2 separate regions of the Mus musculus genome follow, and region 1 is linked to region 2. A link is a contact called in ENCODE Hi-C data. All regions are on one chromosome and are shown on one strand. The core of a region is the stretch at or near the end of the contact, and the rest is flanking DNA. Distances in the headings are between cores, read along the strand shown.

Region 1 (7,242 bases), core at 2,343-4,842, 7.2 Mb before region 2:
AAACACTGGATATTTGAACAAGGCCACTACAGTCTCTGTGTTATTAAGAAAAACTTCCCTTTGTAGATCCTCTGCAAGTGTCAGAAGAGGTTCTAGGGTTCAGTAAAGCTTCTAAAACCATTGCTTTCCACATGCATTCCACTGCAATGTACATAATTTTATCATGCTCATTTTATATGTCTTTGAGAAAATCAATTATTTTTTTATTCTTCAGTTAAACAAGCAATGTATGAAAATCTGACCCTTAGAGCCTTAGAGAGGACGATATCCAGTAGAATGACAACCTGAAGATGTTGGTATCCATGAGAGTCTTTTATGAACTGGCATGAAGAAGTAAATTCCAAACACAGGCTCTTCCTAGAAGCTGGCTGCAACCCCTTTATCTTTAATTCAGTGACACAAACCAGGATGCCAGTACCAGAACATTGTCATGGAAATGTCTTGCATCTGTTAGGGTTTACTTTCATTCTTCAAGTAACTAATCTGAATGCTTCCGCCTTTAATCCTGACTGGGAGGTAAGTCCTTTAAAAATACTCCTGATCATGTTGGAAAAATTGTCATTTTGTATTATGCAAAGGTGGGCATTCATCTGAATGCCTGAAATATCTTTCAGGAAGTGGATGTGTAGTAAATAGTACTTTATAAACTCAGTGATTGTCTGCATCTACAATTACTGACAAAGAATGAGTTCACCTTTTTCTTTTATTATTTTTTATATTTTATTATTCAGCACGTCAATGAGTATATGCATACTTACATACATACATTTTCTTGTGGGCATACTTGTATTCATTGAATCATTTGTTGCTTTTGTGGGAAACTTGTCTAAATAATGGCACCCACTATTCCTGCAATTGTTATATGTATTTGATATTTCTCCTGTTACTGTGATAAAACACCTTAACAAAAATTAACAAAAAAGCTTTTTTTTTTTTTTTTTAGAAAGTTGGTTTTGGCTCACAGTTCTAGGGTATAGTCAGCAGGCTGGGAAGTAACAGTAGCTGGAGCTGAACGTGGCTGATCACATTGTATCCACAAGCAAGAGGCAGATACTGTGACTGCTGGTGCTTGAATCTCTTTGTATTCAGACTAAGCATGACCCTTGCTCATGGAATGGTACTACCCACATTTAGGACAAATCTTCCCACTTTAATTAATCTAATCTAGATAATCCAGATAGGTATGCCCAGAGATTTATTTCCATGTTGATTCAAAATCCCAGGAAGTTGAAAAGATTAACTAACATGCCATACAAATTAGATCACAAAGTCTCACTCTTTTGAGTTCTATGCTTTGGCCCAGAGGAGAATGCAAAGAATTTGGGTGAGTTAAACATAACATCCATTACACTGCTGTACGTATGAGAGAAAATGGAAAGGAGAATAAGAAATGATAGTGAGTGATATGAAAATTTAAAACAGAGGCAGGGAGAGGAATGCAAAGGTATTTGAGCGCGCGCACACACACACATACACACACACACACACACACACACACACACACACACACAGAGAGAGAGAGAGAGAGAGAGAGAGAGAGAGAAGGGGGAGACGGAGAGGGAGAACGCAGAATGCATTATGGGAGTGATCAAAAGAGGGGAACTCTCAGCAAAGAATGTGCAGAGAGTTTGAGTAGGGGTGTTGTAGGAACAGAAAGTGGATTAAGAGGTATGGGAGATCATAAAGTAGGGTGACACACAAAAGGGGGACTTTTGATTTGTCTTTGTGTTGGTAAGCCAAAGGTGGTTGTATATGTGTATTCAGAAGTATGATATGACCTCACTTAGGTTTGGTTTAGAAGTCAGCATAAAACGTAGTAGGATCCTGAGTGTATTTTGAAGATGGAAAGAGGCAGCGAAGAAATTATTTGCAAAGTGTATATGCAGCAAAAGAGGAAGAAACTAAAGATGGGTTGGAACAAAGATACAGAAGCATGTTTTGACATGGTTGTGGGAAAGGGCTGAATCTGAGAGAGAATTTTATTAGGTTTCTGATACTTCATGTCTGTCTCAGGTTTTTCAGTAAGCAGACAAAATAAGACTCCAGGCACTTAGATATTCCGCGCCTCTTATGCACCCAGGGAGACTGAAGGACAACATAAAAAAGCTTTTCCCTAATAGACGTAGGGGCTAGGCAAGATATTTATGATCTGTCTGATTTTTGCTCTCTCAAACAGGACTTTCTTTATGGAAAATTTCCTAACCCAGAAATAAATCTTCATAGAATCTCTACCTGAATTCAAACCCCAGTTGTGTGTTAGATCTGTAAAATGGGAATAGCAAAGGATGACATTGGATTATTGTAGGGAGTAGATGAGCCCTCTCAGAATATTGTATTGGTATTACTGCTATTGTTTCTTCAAACTTGAATCTTGAAGAACAGGTCAAAATTTTGCTATTACTTTGCTACTATTATATACATATATTGTATACCACTGGAATTAAAAATAAAATGACATGATAGGGAACTAAGCTAAGATGGCATGTTTCTCAATATCTGTACATTAATTAAAGTTATAAAAATAGTATTACTTAGAAGAAAATGTATTGAAATAGCTGATACCAAGAGACATTTACACACAGTGTACCTGTTTCCCTAAAGAAGCCACAATTGTGTGGAAGATCCTGTGGACTGAATGGCTGGCTAAACTTTCTAACAGTGGTCCAGGAGAATGCTGCATACAAGAACATATATTTGTGTCCCTCCTCCCCCATAGCCCATAGTTGCCACAGTAACCATTTGCTACAAATTCCTGTATCTTCTGGCCTAACATCTTTGTTACTGTTTGGTATGCACTGTTGAAACCTAGCTAGCCAGTAGCTTCCATCAACATTTTTAATCCCCCCAACCCCTTCCCTCAATGGTACTAGGGATTGAACCCAGATCCTCAAGTAAGGTGAATCAGCCTCCTACCGCTAGATCCCTTTGAAATTAAGAATATTTTAACATCTGAAGCCTATGAAATAGACCCACATGCTTGCTCACATCGACTCACCTATTCAATGTCTTATCCCTTTCAACGTACATTGATGTACAACCTTTTCTCTTCAGGCTATAAAAGTTCATATAATATTTCCTATAACAACTGAATGAATAACCCGAACCCATGCTCTGGATTTACAGCTATTAATGTTAAGCAGATGAGCTCTTCCTTTGGATCAGTGGCCTTGAAACCCTATAAATAGGTGCACAGTACATTTTTCAGTCCTGAATTCAAACAGTGGATGTAACCTCAAAATGCAACATTGTTGCAAGCACAATGCAAACAGTTACAGAATGCGGAAATACTTTCAAAGGTGAAAAGGTTCTCTGGTCCATTTTGTGCAACTTCAAGTAGAGAAAACTGTTCTGAAAAAGATCATGTGCCGGTTAAAATGAACAAGGACTAGATTTTGATGTGTAACACCATATGCTTGCCATAAAACTAACCCATGAAATTTATTCTAGATTCGCGGGACGATTTCTTCTTCTAGCTTCCTATGCTGTTAGGGTTTAAAAGACACCCCAGCACACCCCCTCTCCCATTACATATCTGGCCATTTGTGAGGTGAATAAATTGGAGCATCTCGGGGACCATCCAGTCCACGCCGTGACTTTTCTTGTGCCTTTTTTGTATAAGGAACAAGCGGTAGTCTCTCCAAGGGCACGGCCAAAGGAAACATAGGACTTGACCCAAGGCTGAGTTTTGGAAAGGCTCTTCTTCCTGGTACTGAAGGTCTAGCTTCCTCCCACAAGCCACCTAGATGGACCTCCACCAGTTCAGAACCAGGAGGCCACAAGATGCGCCACGCAGAGGGTGAGGGAGGACCGGAACAGGGACAAGGAGCAGCCCGGTCGCAGCAAGGGACAGAGAAGAGCAGCAGCCAGCGTGGGGACCGCCAGCCAGGGCCGCCGCGCGCGGGATCACGGTGAGGGGGCGTGGCTTCCGCCGGCGCGGCCCCGCCCCTTGAGCGCCGGGCGGTCACGTGACGGCCGCGCGCGTCCCCGTCCGCTGCGGGCTCCGAAGCGGAGGAGAAAAGACTGCGAGGTGGCTGCGGCGGCGGCCGAGAGGTGGGCTCCGGGCCGGACCGGTGAGGAGCGCGGGGGGCCGTGGGCTGCGGGCCTCGGCGGGGCACTGCGGCTTCGTTGGCTGCGAGGCGGCGCTCGGAGTCCGCGGCGGGCGGCGGCGGGTCGGGGGCCGGTAGGACGGGGACGCCCTTGGCCAGCGCGGCCCGGACGGGCGCGCGGAGGGAGGCCGAGCTGGCGCAGCCCGGACTGTGACGGGCGCGGCCCCGGCCATTACTGCGCAGGCAGGCCAGGCTGCGGGCAGCTCCAGCGGGCTCGACCGGGCCTCAGTCGGCCACGGGCTGCATGCTATCTTCCGCCTGCCCTGCCGCCGCCGCCGCCGCCGCGGCTGTGCCTCTGGGTCTTGCCCAGTGCCCGGAGTCGTCCCCTCCTCCTCGCGCTGGCGGAAGCCGCCGAGCGTTCTTGTTTTGATGGCTCCCCAAACCCGAAACCAGCCTGAGGTGTCGGGATACCAGTTGGGCCTCCCAAGCCGGGTGCATCTTGAGAGCTCCGGCAGTCGCTTTGTTCTGCTTGCTGGATGTGGAGTTTTCTCCTTAACCCTCCACCCCATCTGAGAGCGCACGGGATCCCCATTGTTGTCACTGTCTTATTTTCTGGACTTTTTTTTTTTTTTTTTTTTAAAGAGAAAGGGCTATGTGACATTGTTTTTGAGGATGTGGAAATGGAACCGTCCTCTATAATTAGGTAAGATGTTTCCCCACTGTAAGTTAGCACACGCATTCTGACAACTACATTTTATCTGTGTATGTGTGTGTGTGTGTGTGTGTGTTCTTTTGCAAACTAGATGTGCACCTGGAGCTTGGGCATTGAAAGGCACGTATTGTCATAGAAGTTGAATGCGTAGAACATAACAATAAATGATCTGTATCATTAGACTTTTAAAGAACATGGCATATTAAAGAACAAATTAAGAAAACGACCCACACATACTAGCAGAGCGTGAAAAGCGTCTGGGAGCTGTAGAAACACTTGAAAATAGGTGAAGTAAATCTCATTTTAGAGAAAACTCAAGAGTAACTGCTACAGTAAAGATGGAGTTTTGGATATGTTTGCTTGGGTCTTGGATATCATAGAGTTTATTTATGTCTTAATTGGGCGTGTGTAATGGGGAAAGAATGAAAACCCTGTTATTAAACGTTTGAAAGTTTCTGTTTTGTGCTGTTTAAGAACTGAGTCGAATTGTAGTCATGGGGAAATGTCCCAAATAACTGTTCATTAGATAACAGGAATGCAAACATAAATGATTTTTTTTTTTTTGTAGGAGACATGCCATTTAGTAAAAGTGCCACTTTGAAACTGTTGGAGGGTTTGTTTTGTTTTATTTTTTGGATCCAACATGATTCCTTGACTTTGAAGAAGAAAATAATAGGAAGAATTTTTCATATCCATCTGTTTAAAACATATTTTCTGTCAGCCATATATGAGTTTGAAGGACTTATCACATTTCCCTATCAGTATGAGAGATGGAAGATCCGAGTCTTTTCTACCTCCTTGCTTGGTTGCCTTCTTGATCACAGAGTCTGAACTTGGGTAACTGCTGGGTGGATTAGAAACAGTCTTTTTGAGCATACACACTGTTTACACTAGTCTACAGCTTCCTTTGCTTCTTTGTATACTCTCATTTACCTTTCTAGTTAGTTAATACAAAGCCTGTTGTTAAAGGCCTGCTAATTAAAATGTTTGGAGTTGTCCAATTACAGAGGCTGGCTAGAGCAAAGTAACAAAAGCATAGGGATAACTTGGCAAAGGTCACTCACCAGTTAATAAGAGGACTTTCTTATTTATAGAATGTCTGCCAGCCTGAAACATCTGTTAGATGAGAATACATGTATTACATATAAATATAAATTGACATTTGTATCTCATGAGTTAATGAAATCAATACAACGCCCACTTTGCAGAGAAGGAATTTAAAGCCTTACACTTAAGTATAAGGACGGAGACAAAAGTAAATAGAGTCACAGGATGGGGCTTCTTAAGGGCAGTCATACACAAGGCAAGAAGATCCCTCAAAAGTATGGAACCCCACTTAACTGAACTGGGTTTTGACAGAACACTTATTTCCAAGCTTAACTTAGACTTTTAAAACTGATTTGATGATGAAGTATAAAAATTGACACATTGTAACAGTTACATACTTGTGAATTTGGGAATCTTTCTTAAGAAGTTTTAAGATGTGTTTGTTAAATCCCATCTGACCCCTACTCATTTTTCTTGTGTTTATAATAGAGACATATGTAAGTAAACAGATACACATAATAAGGTTTGTAGTCCCCCTATTGATATGTTTTCTATATAGTGTATTCTGTTTGAGTAACTCTTATTTCATTACACCTTAACTTTAAATAGGATAAGCAGAAAATGTCCAACTGTATATAATTTGACATTTATATTTTTATTTCTATTGTGATATGTTCATCTTTTTTCTTTGATTCGCCTTTTTTTTTCCTTAAAGAAACAATATTTTATTCAAGTTTATTATCTAGGGACGGTGGATCTTTAAAAAGTTTGGCTGGCTTAAAATTAATCCTAATTGTTTACATTATCAACCCTAATATTTATATTAGGTATTAATGTAGTCAAGTAATTATGATTTAAATTTCTTCAGTGGTTACAATTTTAAAGTAATAAAATATGACTATTTTTCAGTTTTTTTAATGTAGCTGGATTAATGGACTATTAATCCATTTTGTCTCAACTTAGAAAATTCTGTGAGATATAGAAATTGGAAAAGTCACCATAACCTGCAAGGTTTTAGAGAATATATGCACAATGCCCTCACAGAGACATTGTTTCCATCTTGCTTACATTTGTAAAGTTATCCCCAGATAGCTGCAGTCTGCTTTGTTGATGGAATACTTTGATAAAGTTTGTCTATGAGCACCAAAGATTTTTGTATAACTGGAATAAAACAGTTCTAAGGATGGACTGGTCCAAAATGCAGGTGTTCTTAAAGATTTATATGGGTTATTTCGAAACTTCTTTGTTTCTGTTTGCTTTGATATTTAAGTACAAACCAGTTGTAGAGATTAAATATTTATGGACAAGATAGGTAAGTGAATAGGCAGGAACAGTTGTTATTTATTAAAGAGAAGCAGTACGTAAGTAAATGCATGGAAGAAGGAGAACTAAAAATAGGAACAAAATTTTTTTTCACTGTATTTCAGTGTGAGGAAA
Region 2 (7,292 bases), core at 988-3,487:
TAGTCAGTTACCTGCTCCGCGGGGCGAACACGCGCGGGGGCAGACAGACACTCCAGCTTCGCAGGAGGCCGGCGCCCCTGCTCCGCAGGTAAGGGGCCACGGACTCGCGTGGGTAGGCTGAGACGCGGGGGTCCTCGGCGAGGATCGGAGTGGGAGAGAGTAACGGGGTGTAGGGGGCTGTGTGGCCCCTTGGAATCCCCTTGGGTTAACATTGAGACTGGGTAGGTTATGGGGGCCAGCTGGGGGGAGCTAGAGGTCTTGAGAGGAACCTCCCACAGCGCGGACACCCCACACCAGGGTCCTATGCCAGCTTGAACAGATTTCGTGCGTAAAATACCCATACGTTCACTTTTTGTCCAGCTTCCTCAAACTGACTCTACTTGGACAGTCACATTTAAAATTGAACGTGCACCGTCTGGGTGGGATTCCGTGCTGGAGAATGTGTTTCCGCGCCCCCACGTTTATTTCCCCTGTGCAAGTTCCCTCTGTAGCCTCCCGAGGGGTGTGGGTATGGGCCCCATCTTCCCAACGAAGGAGTAAAATGTTCGCCCAGGCTTCCTGCTGGCTACCCGTCAGGCGCGTTAAGCAAGGAGTGTAGTGCACACAGCCCACCGGAATTGAAGCCGCACGCGTGCACTCTTGCTTCACGCCCCAAGTTTACTTTCCTTATTTAAAGCCTTGCAGTTCAAATGCACACCCTGGGCAGGAGCAGCACGGGGCTCCGCGGCGCATTCGTCCTGTGGACGTGGGCGTTATCTGTGCGGGCGCATCTGCCTTTGCGCACACGAGCGGGTCGCGGTCCCCAGGCCTCCCCTCGCTGAGCTGGTGGGGACCCTTTGGCAAGGCTTCCGGAGAAGCTCGTGAAGGATTTCATTCAGTGCTAAGACAGAGAGCTGAGACAGAAAGCAGAAGGAGGCGGCTGCAGCCTTTGTAGTCGCGGAGGAGTGCAGAAAGGTTGAAGCACTATGTCAAACTTTTTTGAAATGGGGTCAAGTCACATTTAGCCAGCGTGGTAAAGCAACAACAACAACAACAAAAGTGGAGGAGGAGAGGGGGCTAGGGACCGCCGCTCCGGTCTGGGTGTGCGTGTGCTGCCCCCTCCGGGAGCCTGGGCTGGACAGGGGCGCCAAGGCCATTGCTCCCGCTACCTATGTGGCCCTCGACCCCCGGGAGAGGCCTGGAGGGTCCTTTATGCAGCTTTTTAGGAAAGCTTTCAAAGGAGCCTGGGGTGTCCCTGCCTTGTCCAGGTGGTGCTATGCTCGCACCCAGTGGGGGTCGCGCCATGTGTTCTTTAATTCCAGGCGGAAGAGCGAGCGGGGGAGGAGGGGTGCGGGGCAGGTAAACGCATGGGGACCTTTCCGGATACGCGGCTGTAGTGGAACAAGGTCCAGACCAGACTAAGGCCGCGGTGGGACGGGAAGGCTCACTCGGTCTTCCCTAAACAACAGAACGGGGATGGGACGCCCGACCGCGCCTGGGACCTAGCCTCCAGCCTTTGGAGAACAGAGCGACTGTCTTGGCTACCAACATTCAGCCGCCAAGGATACCGGGCGGGGGTTCTGAAGTCGCGATACAAGGGAGACCTAACCCTTCTCACACCCGGGAGACCTACGTTTACTGCCCCCACCCCCACCGTCGTAAGGGCGGTTGCTTTTGCACGGGTTGAAAACTTAAGGACCAGTCCCGGTTAGCTAGCAAAGTCCCGAAGTTACTTTTCAGGACAGGACAAGCAAAAGTGTGACGGACCTGCCTTTCCCATACCCTTGCGATCTTTGTGTGTGTGTGTGTGTGTGTGTGTGTGTGCACGCGCGCGCGCGGGAAAGGGAGCAGGACACTTCTCCCCTTCCAGGGCCCCTTGCTCTCCCACCTCTAGTAGCCCCAGCCCTCCCCTACCAGATGGTCTGTCCTCCCTGAGTTTCCACAAGGGAGGTCCTCGGCGATTCGGAGGCAGAATTTCGTCTCCCGCTAAGCTTGCCATACCCCAAAGACCGTTTGTGAGAGCGAGTCTCTTTCAAATGTCTCCCTGTAGAAAAACTGAAAGTAGAAAGGAAGCAATCTCCGAGCAGATGTCTGACCACCCCTACTCGCATACTCGCAGCATTGGGTTACAGGGTCCTAGGAGCCCCAACCCCGCTCTGCGACCCCACATGGGTGAACCCCCGGTGCTTTCACGCCAGTTCCGAACTCCCCCAGGTCGCCCCGTACTCCGCGCGACGAGTCAGGGAGGGCAGCTGAGAACAACGATATAGGTATAAATATTGAGCCGTGACACTGATGCGCCCGGCGCCCCCCTCCCCCGCACTCCGGGCACACTCTGGGCTGCTCCGCACGCCCCCTCTTGTCCCGCTGCGTCCCGCTCGGCGCTCATCCCCAAGGGGCCCCAGCAACCTCTTCCTTTCAAAGACAGCACGAGCCGTGCTGGGGAAGAAAAGTAACTTGGTTTTTCTCCGAGAAACCTGGCCGGATTAGGCAGCCAGGGCGAGTAGAGGGGAGAATGAGGGGAGCTGGTGGAACCCGATGGAAGTCTCCCGGGCAGTCTGATCACACTTTCTCCTTGTCCTCCGGTCTCCTCCTCCTAGGTGCAGAGATTGTGGGCAGACTACGTAATCGCTGCGGAGGGGGAAGAGGAGGGATCTCCGGCGGCGGCGGCAGGGCGCGGAGACTCAGCTGGGCGGAGTTTCGCGGCTGCGCCCGGCTTGCGCCCGCGGGCGAGAAGGTCGGTCCGTCTAGCCCGGGGGCCCCCGAGGCGTGTAAGTCAGAGAGTACGCACCCCGGTTCCTCTGTGCCGCACCGACAGCCTGCAGCCAGCAAGGAGAAGGACAGCCTGGGTGGCGCCGATCAGAGTACGAGTGCTTGGCAGAGATCGGCGAAGGCCCCCGACCTGAAGAATGGCGGCCGCTTCCTGATTCCGAAGCGCCAGCGAGTACAGACCAGTGAGGAGGACTTGCGGCTCTCCACCGTCCGTGAGGTGGCGGTGCTGAGGCACCTGGAGACCTTAGAGCAACCCTACGTGGTCAGGTGAGCCTGGAGCCCTGGCTATGGGGTCCGGGAATGTGCTGGGCAAGGGGCGGCTGGTTGCCCAACTAAAGTTAAGAGTTGAGTTTCCTCAGATAAAACCGGTGACCCTGCTAGACAGGCAGAAAAAGAGACCTGCGGTGGCTCCCCTCCCCCTCCCACACCGCTCTGCGTGCCCCAAGGGGTCTGGGGGCTTTGGGTGTCTTTTAGGGACAAAACCAGACAACCCCAAGCCCTCTAGGACTCAGTCTACAGAATCTTCCTGGGCTGGGTGTTAGTTTTGTTTTTTGGTTTTTTTTTTTTTTCTGTTTGTTTGTCTTTTGGTTTTTTGGGGTTTTTTTTTTTTTTTTTGGTTTTTTGTTTGTTTGTTTGTTTGTTGTTGTTTTTCGAGACAGGGTTTCTCTGTGTATCCCTGGCTGTCCTGGAACTTACTCTGTAGACCAGGCTGGCCTAGAATTCAGAAATCCGCCTGCCTCTGCCTACCAAGTGCTGGGATTAAAGGCGTGCGCCACCACGCCCGGCTCCAATATAGTTAGACTTATAAGTACATTTTTACTTTTTTTTACTACATTTTAATTTTAATTACTACATAAATAAGTAAAAAGCCAATGTAAATAAAGGCCCCCATTGTGCCTATGCTTTAGTTGGGTGGCAAGGGTACATGGGGTGCAACAGCAAAAGATAATGAGACGAGGGAGAATGAGTCTTCTAGAAAGTCAGGTTTTACTAAAAGTGGATTACCATCTGTGTGTCTGTCTGTCTGTCTGTCTGTGTCTTGCACTTCAGAGAGGTCTGTGATCCTGAAAGTTGCTTGCTGGCTTTGAGTCACTCACTACCCTAGAGGATCACTACAGCTGTAGCAAAGGATGAATTTCAACATTAGAATTTAGTATCAAATTTCGTTTGTCTGTTACCTGTGGGGTGTCCAGATAAAAGGTAACAGTCATGTATGTAAATACAAAGTAGCATTCTTCCAAACAAACACCCTTGTATAACCAATCATTGAGTGCAGGTCAATACAAGTCCCTCTAACAGAAGAGTTTTGGCTAGCTGGCTCACCCTGTTCTCCTGTTTTATCCTCTTGTGTCTGGTGTGTCTCTAGATGGTTTTTAGTTGATCCCACAGTAGGAATTTGAATTGTGAATTCAGGAGCATCTGCTTATATGCAAAAAGAAGATGCGCTTTCTAAATTTATTTTACCTCGTTTGACACCTGCCTACTTAGAGTTGTGAGGATAAAGCAAGAGCATAGGTGAAAATCCTCTAAATTTAAAGCCACTTCGGGCACTGGATATGTCAGAGTTTATCAGATCCTTGGCCTAGAACAGGTCCCCGGGAAGGCATAATTCTCCGTCTGACATTTTTACAGAACAAATCAGATTCCTGTTTAGACACAGCAAGACTTGTGTAAGTCCAGCTTGGTGAGTTTTATCATATATATATATATATATATGAATATGGAAGAGGGCTTATGTACAGAGGCAGAAGACCTGTGTCATCGAAGCCCACCCCAGCATGGGTGACAGCTCACAAGGCTGATACCCTAGAGCATACTGTACACTTGCAGTCAGCTCACCGGATTGGAGATTGAGCCTTCCAGGAACCTCCGTTGGTTTCAGACTCTACCAAGCAGCTAGGCTGGTTTCTGCGTTTTGTCTGCTCTGAGTCATTTGCTGATGTGACTCTGCTCTCCTGAGAGGGACACTCATCTCTTACTTGCTTATATGGCAAGGAGGAGCCTAGTGAATCTGCTTAGTTTCAGGGACTTCCTGAAACCCTATTCTGAATTGTTTACTTTCCTGCTTAAGGAGCTTCCTGTCAGATGGGATGTTTTAATCTTGGAGGAGACTGTTACACAGCAGGGACCAAGAAGCTACTTGGGCACCCATACCCTGAATTTGTTAGCAAAGAAAATTGATTGACTATGCGATGAGATTAGTGAAATGACCCTGTGTTTAACTAATAGCATCATCCTCACAAGCCGCCACCTCTGTCACCTTTGGTTTTCTTCCTAGTTTTTTCCACTACCCATCCGCCACTCCTGCACCCAACGACATATGTGGCTAAACTAGAAATTCTTACTGTAGAGGTTTGTGTTTTTAGGGACAGTCTTAGGAAATCAAAGATAAGCAACAGTTCTTTCCCTTCCAAGGGAGAATGTCAAAACTGAGCCCCTGAACCTGTAATTTGTTGTCTTTCCTGGGGCAAGTGTTATTCATAAGCCCAGGTTTTTAAAGATTGCTTAAAAGGGCAGATGCTTTTTTAAGTGCCTTCCAGCCATAAGTAATTGATCATAATTACAGTCCCTACCCACGTGTAGTTAAGCCTCTAAGCTTGAAGGAGCACAATAAACATATTAGTTTTTTCAAAGTTTTAAGACTTAATTTAGATGGATTTACCAGAAAGAGAGACTTGTTTTTGTTGGTGTGAACCTCCGCCCCCCCCCCCCCCCAAGTTTGCAAAGCACCACTGACTTCACATTCTTTCTTACCTGGTGCGTCCCAGGCTTGATGAGCCAATAATGTCCTGCACACAGACTTGCTCTGGTTTATAGTTCGTAATCTTGAATTCTGGAGCCTTTGTCAGAATAAGACTGTACGGCCAGAGTGTTCCCCTTCCACAGGTGAGTTCTGTCATCACCTGAACCAAGACACAGAGATGGAGTAAAACTTGTTTTATCAGCAGTTTGTGCACCAAGTATATATTGAGGGCCTACCATGTGCTTGACAGCTTCTAGAAAAAAGACACAGGGCAGGGAAGTGAATGAGTCAGAGGGAATTCCTAAGCTTCTGAACTGTCTCTTGTTTGTTTTTGTTTTTTGTTTTGTTTTGTTTTGTTTTATTTTGTTTTGTTTTGTTTTTATCTGAGACAAGGTTACTCTGCGTAGCTCTGGTTGTCCTGAAACTCTGTCTGTAGACAAGGCTCTAACTCAGAGATCTGCCTGCCTCTGCTGCCAAGTGCCAAGATTAAAGGTGTGCACTACTACTGGCTAGCTTGCTGGCTTCCTTCTTTCCTTCCTTCTTTCCATTCTTTTTTAAAAATCACCTCTTTTAAAATGTATTTGTCTAAGCAAGGCATGGTGGTGCATGCTTGTAATACCAGAACTCGGGGGCCAGGAGAGGCAGGAGGTCAGGGTCATTCCAGCTGCTTGGCAAGTTCGAATCCAGCATGAGCTTCAGGAGACCATCTCCTCTTTATTTCAGTTATTACTTCCCTCAGTTATCCTGCCCAGCTTTACAAAGCCGCGCTTATGCTTGTGACAGTTTAATTACAGGAATTTGCTGATTGGGTAGATGAGACACGCAGAACACTTGTCAGAGTCACTCAATATATACAGTTAAATTTTCCCTTGCGGACACACAAGTTGACCTCTATAAAAAGGCCTTGACGAGTCACTAACATGTGCGAAAACTTGAGTTCCATTTATTTCAACGAGTGTTGAGGAAAGACCTCTTTTCTAAAAACTAGTTGTAGGAAAGACACCTGATTCATTGGTTGGCTACTCAGACAATTCTGCTGTCAGTGAAGGAATATCAGGATCAACAGAAAACTGGTATGTGTTCCTGTTCAGTGCACTGAGACATAGGTAAGTGTTACCTATGTCGCCCCAGACTGTAAGTTTGCTAGATTAGCAATAAAAAGGCTTCAAATTCAAGGAATAGCTCTGATGCCATGGTGATTGTCTGCCAGAAGATAAGGTTGTAATCCATAAATGTTTTGAGCACATTATTATTAGAGTATTTAGTCACAGTTTTAAGGGCAAAGAAAAATAAGATTTGTAGTGTTGCGATTATTTAAGGAAATGTTTCTCGTTTTCTCTTTTTAAAGTTCTCAGCAATGTGTAAGGAATATAAAAGAAGAGAAGTGTGACTTTAAGAACATCATATATTTATATTTTATTGTAAATTGTAAAGCCAGGATTTCAGAGGTCTTGATTCATGAGAGCCCTCATTAATAAATGTAACCTCCCCTCCCCAGCCTGAAACCTGTTTGCTCAGGTTTCAGTGTTAGAGAGCATTGGGGCGGAGCTTGCCGCCCTATCATCCTGCCACTCCCACTGCCTGCGTCCTAGCTGTTCCGGAGCCTTCGCGTGTTCACCTGCAACCTTACTCCACGATGATTTGGCGGGAATCGGGCCCCTTCCCCTGCTTCATAACTGAGTGTCGGAATTAGTAAAATCGAACCTTGATCAGAATGACTGCCTTGGTTTTATCATTCTCGCGTTCGCCTAGTCCCCTATTCTCTTCCAGATTCCAAGATGCATTTCCAGACTAGAAC

What was found. Hi-C counts contacts between places; a loop is a spot of excess contacts on that map.
Region 1: a map of heart shows a loop between it and region 2 (28-fold over the local background). The contact joins the promoter of Rnf146 here to the promoter of E030030I06Rik in region 2. A Hi-C loop is called at or near these places in 4 of 37 maps with a recorded cell type or tissue (T-helper 1 cell, T-helper 17 cell, heart and 1 more).

Annotation. Positions count from the first base shown.
Region 1 is chr10:29,358,792-29,366,033 of GRCm38, reverse strand. Rnf146 (ring finger protein 146) reads left to right here and starts at 3,592. Exons shown (of 4, transcript NM_001110197.1): 1 at 3,592-4,070; 2 at 4,689-4,749. It overlaps Gm30698, which reads right to left and starts at 4,638. Exons shown (of 2, transcript XM_030245425.1): 1 at 4,365-4,638; 2 at 3,411-4,330. The coding sequence starts at 4,638. The coding sequence ends at 3,525.
Region 2 is chr10:22,144,215-22,151,506 of GRCm38, reverse strand. It overlaps E030030I06Rik (RIKEN cDNA E030030I06 gene), which reads left to right and starts at 2,237. Exons shown (of 2, transcript NM_001254745.1): 1 at 2,237-3,018; 2 at 6,993-7,203. The coding sequence starts at 2,495. The coding sequence ends at 7,086.